Linked DNA regions of Homo sapiens: region 1 is linked to region 2. Evidence: read pairs that join two places in POLR2A ChIA-PET (ENCODE). Cell type or tissue: CD4-positive, alpha-beta T cell. All regions are shown on one strand.

Evidence for each region. ChIA-PET counts read pairs that join two places held together with the same protein. Peaks named below come from ENCODE experiments on the same cell type or tissue, not always from the same donor. Only the 100,000 strongest peaks of a DNase experiment are listed, where the experiment ranks them.
Region 1: POLR2A ChIA-PET joins it to region 2 with 10 read pairs; 5 of 35 experiments call an interaction of 5 or more read pairs at or near these places.

The regions. Positions count from the first base shown.
Region 1 is chr19:10,619,690-10,622,189 of GRCh38, forward strand. It overlaps a transcript of SLC44A2 not described here. Among named protein-coding and RNA genes, the nearest start is that of SLC44A2, 4.6 kb to the right of the region's middle. In CD4-positive, alpha-beta T cell, no CTCF peak of the experiment used is centred here; no DNase peak of the experiment used is centred here.
Region 2 is chr19:10,427,347-10,429,846 of GRCh38, forward strand. All of the region lies in intron 1 of PDE4A (phosphodiesterase 4A), which reads left to right. Among named protein-coding and RNA genes, the nearest start is that of PDE4A, 8.1 kb to the left of the region's middle. RefSeq lists a silencer at 994-1,063. In CD4-positive, alpha-beta T cell, no CTCF peak of the experiment used is centred here; a DNase peak (open chromatin) is centred at 955; H3K27ac peaks cover 1,510 bases; H3K27me3 peaks cover 348 bases.

The sequences.
Region 1 (2,500 bases), 190 kb after region 2:
ACACCTGTAATCCCAGCACTTCCAGAGGCCGAGGCAGGCGGATTGCCTGAGCTCAGGAGTTCGCGACTAGCCTGGGCAACACAGTGAAACCCCCATCTCTACTAAAATACAAAAAATTAGCCAGGCGTGGTGGCGTGCACCTGTAGTCCCAGCTACTTGGGAGGCTGAGGCAGGAGAATCGCTTGAACCTGGGAGGCTGAGGTTGCAGTGAGCCAAGATCATGCCACTGCACTCCAGCCTGGGTGACAGAGCGAGACTCCGTCTCAAAAAAAATCTGCAAATCTCCAACCTGGGCAACATGGTGAAATCCTGTCTCTACAAAAAAAAATCCAAAAATAATTAGCTGGGTGCAATGGTGTGTGGGTAGTCCCAGCTACTCGAGAGGCTGAGGTGGGAGGATCACTCGAGCCCAGCAGGTGGAGGTTGCAGTGAGCCAAGATTGTTTCACCACACTCCAGACTGGGCAACAGAGTGAGGCTTTGTCTCAAAAACAAAAACAAAAAAAAAATTACTGGGCGCTGTGGCTCATGCCTGTAATCCCAGCACCTTGGGAGGCTGAGGTGGGCGGATCGCCTGAGGTCAGCAGTTCGAGACCAGCCTAGCAAACATAGTGAAACCCCATCTCTACTGAAAATACAAAAATTAGCCTGGCATAGTGGTGTGCGCCTGTAATTCCAGTTACCCGGGGGTGCTGAGGCAGAAGAATCACTTGAACCTGGATGTTGCAGTGAGCCAAGATCGGGCAACAGAGCAAGACTCCATCTCCAAAAAACAAACAAACAAACAAAAAACGCAAATTAATTTTTAAAATATGTACCCTTAGAAAATTCTAAGCTCGTTTTTATTTTCAGTGTTCACTCTACATACATGTATTATATATTGTGGCTATTCATTCAACAAATACTTATTAAATGTTTGTTTTATGCCAGGGGCTATGCTGTATACTGGGGACGCAGCCGGAATGAAAGACACACAAATCCCTGTCCTTATGCAGGCAATAGGCAAGAGGGCAGATAATTAACAACCAATAAGCAAATGTCTAACATGTCAGATGGTGATAAGAAGCAAAATGTATCACATCTGTAATCCCAGGGTTTTGGGAGGCCGAGGTGGGAGGAAGGCTTGAGCCCATTGAGCACAGGAGTTTGAGACCAGCCTTGGGCAACATAGCGAGACACTGGTCTACAAAAAATTTTAAAATTAGGCAGGCATGGTGGTGTGTGCCTATAGTCACAGCTACTTGGGAGGCTGAGGCGAGAAGATCATTTGAGCCTAGGAGGTTTAGGCTGCAGTGAGCTATGATTGCTCCACTGCATTCCAGGCTGAGTGACAAAGCAAGACTCTATTTGATAATAACAACAAAGAGAAAGTCATAGGGGTCAGGTATAGTGGCTCATGCCTATAATCCCAGCACTTTGGGAGGCCAAGGTGGGCAGATCACTTGAGGTCAGGAGTTCGAGACCAGTAGTAGAGACATGGTAAAAGCCAGTCTCTGCTACTAAAAATACAAAAATCAGCCAGGCACGTTGGTGTGTGCCTGTAGTCCCAGCTACTTGGGAGCCTGAGGCAGGAGAACTACTTGAACCCGGGAGGTGGAGGTTGCAGTGAGCCTAGATGGCACCACTGCACTCCAGCCTGGGCGACAGAGCGAGACTCTGCCTCAAAAAAGAAAAAAAAAATGAAAGAAAGAAAAGAAAAGGTCATAGGACAGAGAGGAAAGGGATGGTTGGGTGTTTTTTTTTTTTTTTTTTTGGTTTTTGTGGGTTTTCTTTTAGATGGAGTCTTGCTCTGTCACCCAGGCTGGAGTACAGTGCCAGGATCTTGGCTCATTGCAGCCTCGACCTCTTGGTCTCAGGTGATCCTCCCACCTCCACCTCCCAAGTTGCTGGGACTACAGGTATGTGTCACCACACCTGGCTAATTTTTAATTTAATTTATTTATTTTTGAGACGGAGTTTCACTCTTGTTGCCCAGACTGGAGTGCAATGGCATGATCTCAGCTTGCTGCAACCTCCGCTTCCCAGGTTCAAGCGATTCTCGTGCCTCAGCCTCCCAAGTAGCTGGGACTACAGGCATGCACCACCTCGCCCCGGCTAATTTTTGTAGTAATAGAAACAGGGTTTCTCCATGTTGGTCAGGCTGGTCTGGAACTCCCGACCTCAGGTGATCTGCCCACCTTGGCCTCCCAAAGTGCTGGGATTATAGGCGTGAGCCACTGCGCCTGGCCTCACCTGGCTAATTTTTGTACTTTTAGTAGAGATGGGGTTTCACAGTGTTGCCCAGGCTGGTCTCGAACTACTGGCCTCCAGTGATCTGCCTGTCTCAGCCTCCCCAAGTGCTAAGATGACAGGCTTGAGCCACCACGCCTTGCCAAGGTGATATTTCAGGCAAGGCCTGAAGGCAACGGAGCTGTATGGATGTCTGAGAGAAGAGCATTCTAAGCAGAGGGACCGAGCAGCTAGTGCAAAGGCCCTGAGGTCAGACCATGCCTGCTGAGCGT
Region 2 (2,500 bases):
GGGTGCCAACCAGAGGGAAGAGCCAGTGCAGAGGTCCTGTGGTGGGAGTGTGTCTGATACGTTGGAGGCAAGTGTGTCTGAGGCAGAGTGAGCGAGGAGGCAGTGGAAAAAAAGGAGGGAGCGAGGTGACAGGCAGCTCATGTAAGGGCTCATAGACCATTAGGCCATGATCAAGGTTGGCTTTAGGCCTCAGTTTACATCTGGCTTCCTAGGACGGGACAAGCATCATTGGGCTGGAAGGAAACTCATCCATAAAGGGCTTGTGTAGCCTCATGGCTAAAATTCCTGTCTCTGAAGCCAGACAGCTGGGTCCATAATCCAGCTCTGATCTTTCTAGATTGGGAGACCCTAGCCAAGTCACTCCTCTCTGGGCCTTGGCTTCCCCGTCTCTGAAATGGGCCTAGTAAAAACCGTATTCCCAAGGGCTGATCTGACGAACTGGCAAAACAATTCAGGGAAGCTAAGGGCATTGAAACCTTGGTCGGTGAACAAAAATGCATTTCTGGGACAGGTATAGTGGCTCATGCCCAACACACTTTGGGAGGCTGAGAGGGAGGCGGATCACTTGAGCCTGGGAGGTGGAGGTTGCAGTGAGCCAATATCATGTCACTTGCACTGCAGTCTGGGTGACAGAGTGAGACCCTGTCAAAAAAAAAAAAAAAAAAAGAATATCACCTGGTGGGTGTCTGGTGGGTACTTTGTGAGGATTAAATGAGATCATAAGACCAAGTGTGGTGGCTCACGCCTGTAATCCCAGCACTTTGGGAGGCCAAGGCGGGCAGATCACTTGAGTCCAGGAGCTCAAGACCAGCCTGGGCAACATAGGAAAACCCCATCTCTAGAAAAAGTACAAAAAATTAGTCAGGCATGGTGGCGCACATGCTACTCAGCTACTTAGCTGCTCAGGAAGCTGAGGTTGAAGGATCACTTGACCGCAGGAAGTTGAGACTGCAGTGAGCTATGATCGTGCCACTGTACTCCAGCCTCGATGACAGAGTGAGATCCTGTCTCGAGAGAGAGAGAGAGAGAGAGAGAGAGAGAGAGAGATATTGAGAGAGAGAGAGAGAGAGAGATCATAGCTAGAGGCACTGGATGCACAGGAAGCTTTCTAAAGGGTTAGTTGCTATCATCACCATCATCGTCATTATCATCATCATCTATACCCTCTAGCTAGTATAGTGATTTGCATATTATAAGCCTTCAGTAAATATTTGTCAAATACTGATAATAACTGTAGCTCATATTGAGTGCTTACTAGGTTCAGACACTTTTCTGAGCTTTTTATGTGTCCATCCATGGGGTGAGTGGTAGTATTATACCCATTTTACAACTGGGGAAACTGAGGCTCAATGAAATGAAGTGACTAGCCCGAGATCAAATGGCTAAGAAGTGCCAGAGGCCACACGCAAGCCCAGGCTTCCTCACTCTGGGCCCCATGGCATCAGAGCCAACACTAGAGAAGGAAGGATATTTCACAGAGGTGGACTCGAAAATAGAGATTCACTGTTGGGCGCAGTGGCTCACACGGGTGGATCACTTGAGGCCAGGAATTCGAGACCAACCTGGCCAACATGGTGAAACCCCATTTCTACTAAAAATACAAGAAAAATTTGCCAGGTATTGTGGCACATGCCTGTAATCCCAGCTACTTGGGAGGCTGAGGCACGAGAATCCTTTGAACCTAGCAAGCAGAGGTTGCGGTGAGCCAAGATCGTGCCACTGCACTCCAGTCTGGGTGACAGTGAGAGACTGATGAAAAAGAAAGAAAGAAAGAGAGAAAGGGGGAAAGGGAGGAAGGAGAAAGGAAAGGAAAGGAAAGGAAGGAAGAAATGAAGGAAGGAAGGAAGGAAAATAAGGAAAGGAAGGAGAAAAGGAAAAGAAAGAAAGAGAGGGACGGAGGGGAAAGGAAAGGAAAGGAAAGAAGGAAGGAAGGAAGAAAGAAAGAAAGAAAGAAAGAGAGGAAGGAAAGAAAGAAAAGAAAATAGAGATTCACCCTCTTTTCTCTTTTTTTTCGTGAGACAGGGTCTCACTGTCTCAAGATGGTTTAGTGGCACCTTCATAACTCACTGCAACCTCAACCTCTTGGCTCAGGTGATCTTCCCACCTCAGCCTCCAAAGTAGCTGGGACCACAGGCTCATCCCACTATGCCCTGCTAATTTTTGTCATCTTTTGTAGAGATGGGATCTCGCCATGTCACCTGGGCTGGTCTCGAACTCCTGGGCTCAAGTGATCCGCCCACCTTCACCTCCCAAAGTGCTGGGATTACAGGCATGAGCCACCACACCTGCCTTCTAGGGGTGTCTTAAGAGTTGTAAGACACATCTCAGAAGCTGTGGGTGGCATTCTAGGTTGTCCCCAAGGACTGTGGGGTGCATCTTGGGATTCTGTTCTAGGGTGTGAGACTGTCTTAGGAGCTGGAGAGGAATCTAGTTGTGTCCCTGGGGTCTATTGGGGCACCCCAGATTTTGCTGGCATCTCCATGGTTACTAGGGCATCCCC